Regions from separate parts of the Homo sapiens genome. Here region 1 is linked to region 2. Evidence: chromatin contacts called from ENCODE Hi-C data. All regions are on one chromosome and are shown on one strand. Each heading gives the region's core, a stretch centred on a gene start or an enhancer-like site at or near the end of the contact. The rest is flanking DNA. Distances are from core to core; before and after follow the strand shown.

The links. A loop is a pair of places that touch in the nucleus more often than their neighbours do. Pooled maps may share reads with other maps.
Region 1: a pooled map shows a loop between it and region 2 (4-fold over the local background). The contact joins the enhancer-like site here to the promoter of MYL12BP2 in region 2. A Hi-C loop is called at or near these places in 3 of 37 single-sample maps with no recorded cell type and 2 of 50 pooled maps.

What each region holds. Positions count from the first base shown.
Region 1 is chr4:185,304,108-185,309,737 of GRCh38, forward strand. The region is part of intron 6 of SNX25 (sorting nexin 25); the gene reads left to right. Among named protein-coding and RNA genes, the nearest start is that of LRP2BP, 89 kb to the right of the region's middle. RefSeq lists enhancers at 694-883, 1,919-1,978, 2,064-2,564, 5,486-5,630 and a silencer at 2,088-2,382. Within about 2 kb of position 1,989, at least 11 of the 41 ENCODE cell types and tissues checked have a DNase peak (open chromatin) inside an H3K27ac peak, as active enhancers do.
Region 2 is chr4:184,311,500-184,317,269 of GRCh38, forward strand. It overlaps MYL12BP2 (MYL12B pseudogene 2), which reads right to left and starts at 2,830. Exons shown (of 3, transcript XM_047416561.1): 1 at 2,806-2,830; 2 at 2,461-2,649. The coding sequence starts at 2,830. RefSeq lists enhancers at 245-304, 335-404, 2,321-2,822, 2,741-3,010, 3,141-3,300.

The DNA of each region.
Region 1 (5,630 bases), core at 739-3,238, 990 kb after region 2:
TGAACCCTTCCATCAAGAGGATTTAGTAAAACTTCTGTTTACTTATTTATATTTTAGAGACATGTTCTCACTCTGTCACCCAGGCTGGAACATAGAGACGTGATCATAGCTCACTGTAACCTCAAACTCCTGGCTTTAGTGATCACGGCTCACTGCAGCCTCGACCTGCTGGGCTCAAGTGATCCTTCTGCCTCAGCCTCCTGAGTAGCTAGGACTACAGGTGCATGCCACCACGCCTGGCTAATTTTTAAACTTATTTTGTTTTTTTGAGATGGAGTTTTGCTCTTGTTGCCCAGACTGGAGTGAAATGGCGCATCTCGGCTCACCTCAACCTCCACCTCCTGGGTTCAAGCAATTCCCCTGGCTCAGCCTCTCGAGTAGCTGGGATTACAGGCATGCGCCACCATGCCCGGCTAATTTAGTGTTTTTAGTAGAGAAGGGGTTTCTCCATGTTGATCAGACTGGTCTCCAACTCCCAGCCTCATGTGATCTGCCTGCCCCAGCCTCCCAAAGTGCTGGAATTACAGGCGTGAGCCACCACACCGGGCCTAAATTTTTTTTTATAGAGACAGAGTCTTGCTGTGTTGCCCAAGCTGGTTTTAAACTCCTGGCCTCAAGCCATCCTCCCACTTCAGCCCTGCACAGTGCTGGTATTACAGGCATGAGCCACCACATCCAGCCTAAAACTTTTATTTGAATATACAAGAAAGATTCAACAGCTGGTTAGTCTGTCAGTGCACATACAGTTGATTGGAGAACCAGCATTTTCTAGGGAGGAAGTCTCTATTCCATATGTCGATTGCCTGCATTTCACGAGAAGACCTGAGCATCCTGGGCAGAGGAGAGAAGAGAGCCCATGTTGAGGAGTGAGGGAAGGGGAAGGAGGGTGCGGCCTTGTCCTCTGTTTGCTCTAACCTTCTTGTTAGAGGAGCAGGTTGTACCTCTGTATCAGCACTGCTAAGTGGGGCCAGGTGGAGGGTAGGAGGTGGCAGTTTTGCTCCCCAGGGGACATGTGACAATAGTCTGGAGACATTTTTGGTTGTCGTCTTTGGGGGAAGGGATGCTACTGGCATCTAGTGGTAGAGGCTAGGCATGCTGCTAAACATCCTGCAGTACACAGGACAGCCCCCCACAGCTGAGAACTACCCTGTCCAAAATGTCAGTAGTGCTGAGGTTGAGAAACCCTGCCCTGTATTATCCATTAAATCCCTCAGTGAGTCTGCTGAGGATGCTGCCATTATGATATGCCCTGGAACATGATAGCATGTTATGAGGGAAGGAAAATATTCTACTGTTGGTGTTTTTCTTTTTTTATACCTGAAAAGCACAGTGGTGCCATTTTAATCCAGTTGTACTATTTCTGGAGTCATGAGTTTGCACTTTAAGTTACTTTGCTCTCTGCTGCCTCATTAGAAATAGCATCTAACAGTTGTCGTTAGATGTTGCTGTTTTTGTTTTACTGCAAGCCACTTCACTTGCTTAAGGAAGAATTATATCATGGGCAGGGGATTTATAGCGAAAAGCATTTCTGTGATGTTATTCGTAAGTCTGTTGTAATGTCTTTGTAGCCAAAAGGGTTTACCTAATGTCTAATATAAATGTCTTTTTCACCAAATGAACCCAAATTCACCCATTTCCTTTTGCTCTGATCTCAGTAGAACCTAGACTATCTAGACGGAAAAACAGTAAATATTTGAACTAATTGCTTTGGAATATTATAGGTTAGTGCGAAAGTAATCACTTTTTTTGCCATTAAAAGTAATGGCGAAACCCGTGATTACTTTTGCACTAACCTAACATCATGTGTGTGTTCATCTTGGCACCAGTTTAAAGACACACTGCCATCCGGTGTTTCACTGGCCACTTCTTTTTAAAGCTAGATTAAATGTTGTGTGATTAACCCAGTTTCTAACAATGCACAGTGTTACTACTTAACACTCTATAGAGAAACAGCCACATAACTCTGGCATGAGCTGGGTCACGGGGTGTTGTCACACACCCACTCGCCTATACTTTTCTTGATGTGAATATTTCTTGGATGAATGGGTTTTAAGGCCACAAAGAAATGTATTCATCTGCATCACTGGATTTACAAGGATTTTTGCATGCCAGCAGCATGGGATGCATGAGCTCCACGTTAGTCATTTAGCTCTGAATGTGGCATTCGCTTTCTGAGGCAAAAATAAACAGAACCATCTAAGCAACAAGCTGCTGTTGCATTTGTTAGCAACAAGCTTTGTGATCAGACAATGGCATTGTATGGCCCATTATCAAACAGAACGCATTCACGTGAGCAAGCCACATTTAAGCGGAGCACCAAAACATTCTTCCCAGCCTTGCAGCTGGGTTTTAGGGAAGGGTTATTCTCTTTCTTACTTCTCTTTGGAATTTTCTTCTAGGTTTTGTCCTTTTAGAAAGGCGTTTTAAGCTCTCTTTGGGTAAAAAGAATGTAATGGTTGGTAAATGGGTGTCAGTTTTCTCCTATATTTCTCTCTCTTTATTAACATGTTTTAACCCCAAATTAAAATTGAGGTCTAGGTTTGTTTTATAAATAAGAGGCAACTTTAGTCCCAGAATTTTTAGATTAACTTAAACATTATACACAAACTATGAAGTTTAAGGATATATATTTTAAAAGTAAAAGTTTTCTTGAAAAATTAGGTCTTCCAAGCTTGCATTTCCTTAGGTACACTCACAAAACATCTTAGTTTGCAATAGACTAATTTTGGGGCAAACTACATTTACCTTCATCCTCCCACAAAGGAGTCTCTGAAATACTATTTTTTTCCTGTTGAGATAAATGCTAAATTAGTGAGTTCTTTAGGCAGGTCCTGACTGTTGGCCAAGTATAACACAAGTTCAGAAACCATTATTGAAGTAAATGAAAATGGGATGAAAAGATGTCTGATAATACCTGACAGATCATCTTGAACAAGTCCATGTATTGACCTGAGGCCTGCCTGTGGCCCTTTGTGTTAAGTACCGGAAAAGCTGCTTCTGATAAAAACGTATTATGGTGCTGTGTCTAAGTTTTTTCAGCTAATTTTGCAGCCTCCCTGAGTGCTATGTTATACATTTGACTAATTGGGACCTGAGATGGGTAATGACCATCCTAGGGAACCGGATGGAGGTCTCCAGCTGGGAGGATGTGCAAACCATTACTTAGACTGCACTCGTGGGAACCAAGAGACAAAACACAAATGCTCTTTTATCATTGGTAGTTTCATATCTAAGCGAGGTATGTGCTGACTCACCTCCAGAGAGTGTGCTCTCACCTGTCCAGATATGTAGTTCCCATGCCTAGGGAGGAGCATTCTGTTTCTCTAGCGGTCCTCTGGGCCCTGAGCATTCCTGGCAGTCCTGCTGAGCTCTCTTTGCATGAGAGATTCCACACTTGCCCCTTTACCTCAGGCCTCTGATCACTCAGTCTTTTACCCCCTCACTCCACACAGACGACTTTGCTCTCTACTTGGACAAAACTGAATCCATATAAAGGGAACTACTCTGGCATCCAGCTATGTCTGCAAACTTCCTCATATCCAATGTCCACCTGCTCTGCCTTCCATGTTACTACAGTGGAGGAGGTAGCCTTTCTCCAAAGCTGATCTCTGATCTCTTCACCTGTCTTCTGGATTCCATTCCTTGTCTGTCACCTTTCTCAACTTTTATTTATTTATTTATTTTGCTCTGCTGCTCAAGCTGGAGTACAGGATCATCACTCACTGCAACCTCAAATTCCTGGACTCAAGTGAACCTCCCTCCTCAGCCTCCTGAGTATCTGGAACTATAGGCATGCACTGCCACACCTAGCTAAGTTTTTAAAAAACTTCTTGTAGAGATGGGGTTTAGTTATATTGCCCAGGCTGGTCTCAAGCACCTACCCTCAAGTGACCCTGCTGCCTCAGCCTCCCAAAGTGCTGGCATTACAGGTGGGGGCCACCACGCCGGGCCCACACCTCTCTTTACTTTTAACTGATTTCTTCTCCTCAGCATTAAAACCAGTTCAGTTCTCTCTCACTTAAAACAAAAACATGCCTTCCCTCACCCCAACCCTTGCCTTCAGGTATATATACACAGCCAGCCCATTCTCCACAAGCTGTAATACTCAAATGTTTAGTCATTTTTAAAAATTAATTTTTATGAGTTTTTTGCTTTTGCTTTAAATGATATGTCAACTTGAGAAAACATTGTTACTGGTTTTAAATTTGAAAAAATATTTGCTTGACGTGGCATAACTTGTAAGTAACAGAGCCGGGATTCTAACCTAACTCTGATTGCAGACTCTTCTGAAAACTCTCCACTGGATTTGACCTGGGGGTCCCTAGTGATCTTGGCAACAGCAGATTTGGTGGAGGGAGCGTTAGAAGCCAGATAGGAGTCCTTGAAGAGTAGGAGTTGAGGATGCTCACCCTCTTTCTTTCTTCCTCAGCCCCAAATTCTAGAAAGAACACAATACCTGATACATATTAGCAAAATGTACCATTTGAGAGTTCATTGATCCATTCAACTCCTGTTTAATGAGCGTCTCCTTTGCTGCCAGGCACTGTTGTAGGTGCTGGGGATATAGCAGTGTATACATAGATAAACACCTACTTTTATGAGGATATATTTACGATCTCCCTTGTCAGCTTCTCTTCCCCCTTACTCTTAAGAGTAAGGTTTATCTCAGTTGTGTCTAGGATTATTTGTTTCCTCCTGGGTTGTCTCACACACTCCCATGATGTCATTTACTATCCCAGAGCTGAATGTTTCCGAACTCTAGACCTTCTCTCTCCACCTAGGTAGCTCAGAAGCCCGCAGACTCATTTTGCCTGTTTGGTTGTCTTTTACTGTGTAACAAACTACCCTAAAACATAGTGTCTTTAACAACAGCCATTTATTTTGCTCATGAAGCTGCAATCTGGGCAGGGTTTGGAAGTAATGACTCTTCTCTGTGTCACGTGACGTCAGCTGGAGTGGCTTGACTGGGGTGGGACGGTTTACTTTCAGGATGGTGTACTCACACGGTGCCTCATTGGTGCTGAATATGAGCTTGAGATCTCAGCCAGAGCTGTGGTTCGGGGAGCCTCGGTTCCTCTCCATATAGATCTCTCCAAGGACTGATGGCTTAGGCTTCCTCAAAGCATGGAAGCCTCGGGGCAGGTGAGCCACTTACATAGTGACCCAGAGCTCCAAGCCCTTGGTCTTTTATGATCTAGCCTTGGAAGTCATAGCATCACTTTCGTCATATTCGTAACCCCAACCAGATTCAAGAAAAGGAAACATATTCTACTTTGCAGAGGCAGATTGTCAGAGGGACATCGTAAAAAGAGCATGTGAGATGGAAGACATTGCAGCCGTTTTTGGAAAATATCACCTGCCATATTGTCCAGAGTTGAGTTAGCATCTTCCACAAACCTGCTTTTTCTCCAGTGTTTCTAGCTTAGTAATTGGCCCCACCATCCCTCTGGCTTCTCATGTTGGAAACCTAGGAGCCATATTTGATACCTTTTAATTCCTCGGCAACCTACCCTCTACCCTGCCCAGCCAGTCACTGGGTCCAGACATCCTCTTGTCCTCTCTACTGGCCTGCCATAACCCTGGTGTAGGCCATCACTATCTCCCTCCTCAGTTGTACTGCAATGGTCTTC
Region 2 (5,770 bases), core at 1,580-4,079:
TGGTGTCAGAAGTCCCTCACGGTTCACAGGAAGCCTTGCCTGCTTACCAGGCACAGGCAAGTTGCGCTGCCCAGGTGAGCACATGCAGTGTGCACCTGTGCGTCCTGGTGCACCACGGCCCCCATCCGGCTACACCACAAGCCTCAGGACAATGTGTCCCCTAAAAACTCATATCTTAAAGTCTTGTCCCCCAGGGTGTGAACTTCTTTGGACATAGAGTCATTACAGAGCAAATCAAGCTACAATTAGGTCATTAGAGTGGCCTCTAATCCAAAAACCTGGTGTCCTTCTAAAAGGGGTAAATGTGAAGAAAGACACTCAGGGAGAAGGCCATGTGAGGATGAAGACAGAGACTAAGGTGAGGCTTCTACAAGCCAAGAACCCTAGAGATCACCAGCAAACCACCAGCTGGGAGGAAGGCGCAGCTGTCAGAAGGAACCAACCCTGCCAATCCCTCCATCTGGGACCTCCAGCCTTCAGAACTGTGAAACTATCAATTACTGTGATTTCAGCTGCCCTATCTGTGGTGCTTTGGTACCCTAGAAAACTAACACAGGCAGCAATGATGTCTTTACTTCTTTATTTTTTTCGACTTCATCTACAGAGCTTAGCACAGCCATTGGAACAAAATTGGAGCTCAGTGCACAGTTATTGAAAGAAAAATTTGTACTCTGGAGAACAAGGAGGAGACGTAGTTCCTGCACCCAAGGATCTCATGCAATGAGAACACAGAGCAGGAATAAGATAACTCAAAGTGTGTGCATAATGCCAGGTTAGACAGACAGACAGACAGCCAGGCCACTGTGAGTGCAAGTCCCTGTAAACCAAAAAGAAAATTCTAAGGCCCCCAACCATCTGAATGCATGGCCCCTCAGCCAAGGCATTCCAAAGTTAACCTATAAAACTAGTTCAGGTCATGAGGGGAAGGGGGAGCCAGACGTGCGTCTTGATACCCTCCTTCCTTTAGGAATTACTGATAGAACAGCCTCTTGATACCCTCCTTCCTTTAGGAATGACTGATAGAACAGCCTCTTTAAGTCTGAGTAGAAACATTTATGACCTATTCTCTCTGAAGCCTGTTACCTGGAGGCTTCATCGGCATGACAAAACCTTAATCTCTACAACCCCTTACCATCACCCAGACATTCCTTTCTCTTGATTCCAGGTCTTTAGATAATAACTCAATCAACTGCCAGTCAGGAAGTCTTTGAATCTGACTGTGACCTGGAAGCTCCCCCTTCCGGTTGTCCCAACTTTCCAGACCAAAACAATGTACATGTTACATGTATTGATTGATGGCTTATGTCTCCCTAAAATGTATAAAACCAAGTTGTAGGCCCACTACCTTGGGCACATGTGGTCAGGACCTCCCAAGGCTGTGTCCTGGGCATGTTCTTAACCTTGGCAATATACAATCCTAGATTAACTGACACTTGTCTCAGATACTCTTGGGGTTTACACCCCTTACTCAGATGGGGGCAGGCAGTGCCTGGCAGCAATCCCGGGAATCTCCCAAAACCTAGATCTTCAAGTACAAGCTGGTCAAGCAGAAGAGAGAATTGGAAGAAACAGAGGAAACAAAGCACAGTGGACTATTTGTGTACCTTCAAGTAATGTGCTGGGAGAGAAGCTGGGACCAGTCGTGAGGGATCTGGTAAAACCTGCCGAGTCTGGGAACCAATGAATGAACTTATTAGGTGGGTCCTAGAAATTTTTCTCTGGCAAACTGAGGATACATTTCAGGGGGTTATGAATCACCACCAGCATGCTCTCTGCTCTTCATGGACATCAGAAGCTGGGGGAAAGCTTTCTTTGTGAGCCCCCAGCCTCAAGGGCAGGCAGTTCCTGGGCTGAGCCTCACTGGTGAAGCCTTTATGTGTGATGCGGGAACTGCCCACACACCAACTCCTGTTTTGCCCTTTTAATGGGCAGCATATCTCCTCAGAAGATGTGCCGCATGACCATTTTTGAGCCCACACCATCTTCACCCTCCTAGAATCTGCCTCTGATTCTTGGAATTTGGGGAAAACCACAGGTTTTTCATCATTTCTCAAAACTACTAGTTTGCAGCAGCAGTTCTGTGAAGGTGGGGAAGAAGCTGAGGACACCGGTGCCATGTTTCTGTTCTTATTCACATTTCTCTGTTCTCTGAAAGCAAAATAATGCAAAGCTATAAAGACCATCAGGGAGAATCAGAGCACAGACAGGATTCCAAAGGATGGAGGCTGCCCCCGACAAAACCCCTCCCCAAAGTGGGGAGGGGGCAGAGAAGAGGCCCCAAGATGCCAGGTGCTTCCCTCTGCAGCACAAGACACACTATGGGGTCTGCGCAAAGACAAAACATCGATTTGGGTGCAGTCTTCTTGGTCTCATTATTTTTATCATCTCTCAGAGGATGTGTGGTTGTCCCGATTGCTGTGCTCAGGACAGGAAGGGAAAGCAGAGGCTAACATAACTCACCCGGTCTGCAGGACAGAGGAGGAGAGCAGGCTGAAGGCCTATCCACCTCTGCACGCATCAGGCGGCTTCTGCATCCTGAGACACCCTTCCTGAATCGACACTTGGGCCCAGCCTGGCACTGGGCCCCATAGACGCCAATTAGATGGACGTGGTCTCCACACTGCAGGTGTTCACAGTACTCACTTGCTCCTGCAGACCCCAAATGCCAGAGAACTCATTTGCTGACCTTTAGCTGATGACAGGGGCTGGAGTTGACATTTGTATCAACCCACTGCATGCCTCAATGGGTCACCCTTCTGTGAGCAGGTGCTTCAGAGGCACAGCAGGACAGTCCTGGAGGCTCACCACAAAGCAGGGCCACCACACGCATGGGGAGAACTAGAAACCGATGACTTGGAATTTCCCTGCTGTTCTGGGTGGGCTTTGATGGGCTTTGCTCTGACTTCCTCTCTTAGACCTCTGGGCAGTGTTGCTACTGACGCAATAGAAATCAAGCATCCTGTTTCACTCCAGCAGAGGCTGCATTGCAGCAATGAGGGGTGTTTGCCCCATACCCAGAGAGGTGCTTCTGGGGAGCGAAGGCCCATAGCAAATGGGCAGCTAGCACATCAGGCCCAGGAGTCTGCTGCGTTGCAGAAGCTGCTGAAGTGTTGGCCCTGCCCACCTCCCAGGACACCTGTGGGAATGCGGGAATTCCACAAATTATGGATTCTAAGCCCCAGGAGATTTAAAAGGAAGGGAGAGGGAGAGAATGAGAATCGATGCTCTATTATTTGATGAGTTTGTAGGCGAGTGTGTGAGAGCAGAATGTTGAGACAAGACTTTCAACTTCGATGTAAGGAATATCTATTAAGCCCCTGCTGTGTGCCGGGGCTGTGTGTGATGCCTAAAGAACAATTGGCAACAGCCTCTCAAGGTGTGTGTGTGTGTGTGTGTGTGTGTGTGTGTGTGTGTGTGTGTGTTAGCGGCAGGTATATATCACAAGTTCAAAAGGGAGTGTCATAATTGTATTAAAGAGAAAAAACTACCACTGCTGGATTTAGAGTTATGAGATCTGGGTTTGAGTCCTGGTTCTACTTATCAGCTGCTTCCTTGAGTGTCCTCTCTATAGAATAGGGATCATAGCTCTTCCGAACATCACAGGGTTTGGGAAGGTAGAAAAAAGAAAAGGGATGCAAAAACACGTGGGGAAAAGGAACGTGGTTCCACAGCAAGAGTGGGCCCTCGTGTAAACTATGAGCTTTGGGTGATAATGGTGCATCAACATAGGCTCCTCACTTGTAAGGGTCAGACCCCTCCGGTGCCAGATATCGACAGCGGGGAGGCTGTGTGTGTGGGAGCAGCGAGGAACTCCCCGGACTTTCTGCTCAATTTTGCTCCAAACAAAAAATGGCTCTTAAAAAAGAAGTAAATTCAAAAGAAAAAAGATATAAAAATACATAATCCATTTGAAAAAATTACAATCATTAAAAAAGAAAAAAAGGAAAATGGAAAACTACTATAGACATGGTTTGAGTTGATATAAAGCTTTGATAGAAAGGCACAAAGAAAATGGCCTAAGAGTTGAAAGCCCAGTGAAATCACAGCTCACGAGGGGTACTTGAGAGAAACTAGGGGAGAAAGTTTTAAGACACAGTCTCCAGCAGAATGGGCTGTCATGAACCCATGGAGTAAGAATTGGGGTTAGGTCGGGAGGAGAACAGCTGCCTTTTCATATCATCCATCCCTCTGTCAGTCACCCTAGGCAAGAAGCCATCCAGAGAGACTCCGAGGCCAGGGACTGAGTGTGCTCGCACACCTTGCCCTGAACCTGCACTTGTGTCCCTATTTCTGCCTGTGCCGCCATAACAGATACCACAGCAGGGTGGCTTAAACAACACCGGTGCATTCCCTCTCGACTCCGGAGGCTGGAAGTCTAAAATCAAGGTGTGAGCTGGACGGTGCTCCCTCCAAAGCCCTGAAGGGAGGACCCTTTCTCGCCTCCTCCAGTGTGTAGTAGCCCCAGGAGGTCCTTGGCTGTTAGCAGCATTGCCCTCATCTGTCTCACATCTTCTTCCCTCTGTGTCTGTCTCCACATGGCCTTCTTCTCCCTGTGAGCACCTGTGTCCAAATTTCCTCCTCCTCCTCCTCCTCCTCCTTCTTCTTCTTCTTCTCCTTCTTGTTTCTCTTCCTCCTTTTCCTCTTCCTCTTCTTCTTCCTTTTTCTTCTTCCTTTCTCCATTTCCTTCCCTTTCCCCTTCCCCTTCCCCTCCTTCTCCTTCTCCTTCCCCTTCCCCTTCCCCTCCTTCTCCTTCTCCTTCTCCTTCTTCTTCTTCTCCTTCTTCTTGTTCATCTTCTTGTTTTTAGAGTGGGGTTCTCACTCTGTGGCCCAGGCTGAAGTGCAATGGCACAATCATAGCTCACTGCAGCCTCAAACCCCTGGGCTCCAGCAATCCTCCTGCTTCAGCCTCCTGAGTAGCTGGGACCACAGGCATAAGCCAGCCACCATACCCTGGTAATTAAAAAAAAATTTTTTTTAATTGTAAAGATGCAGTCTCACTATGTTGCCTAAGCTGGTCTCAAACTCCTGACCTCAAGCAAACTTCCTGTCTTGGCCTCCCAAAATGTTAGGACTACAGGCGTGAGCCATCATGCCTAGCCAAATTTCCCTTTTCTTACAAGGACAATAGTCTTTTGGATGAAGGCCCACCTTAATGACCTCATCTTAATTTGGTTACATCTGTAAAGACTCAATTTCCAAATAGGCCACATCCATAGGTACTTCAACCTATCTTTTAGGGGGATAAAATTCAACCCATAACAGTGGACTAGAGTAGTTCATCCCCTCACCTTGTCCCTGAGTGCCAGGCAGAGAGGAAAACCCTGGTTTAGAATTCTGAGACCTGCATTTGTATCTGAGTCTTACTAGCTGCATGACCTCGGACAAGTTACCCAAACAGTGAGCCCCAGATTCCACATCTATAACAGAGATCGTAATGCCTACAACACCTTCTCCCCACCGTTGATGTGAAGATTCCATGAGACGGTGTTAGTGGATCACTTTGTAAACGCTAAAACTCCAGGCAAACATCTATTGTCATTTCTTCAAACGAAGGGCCCGGCTTCAACCACGTGTGTCTACAAAAAAAGGGGGCAAGTTTCCATCAATACTCTAATTACAACCAATTGCATGCATTTCCCGTCTGCCCACATGGGAAGTTAAACCCCTCAAAGCACCTTTCTATTATTTCTGGGGGTTCCCCTGGGCTGTGTCACACGTGTTCTGGAATAGGTTCCCACGTACCTGAGCGTCTGCTCTTCTTCCCCGCTCC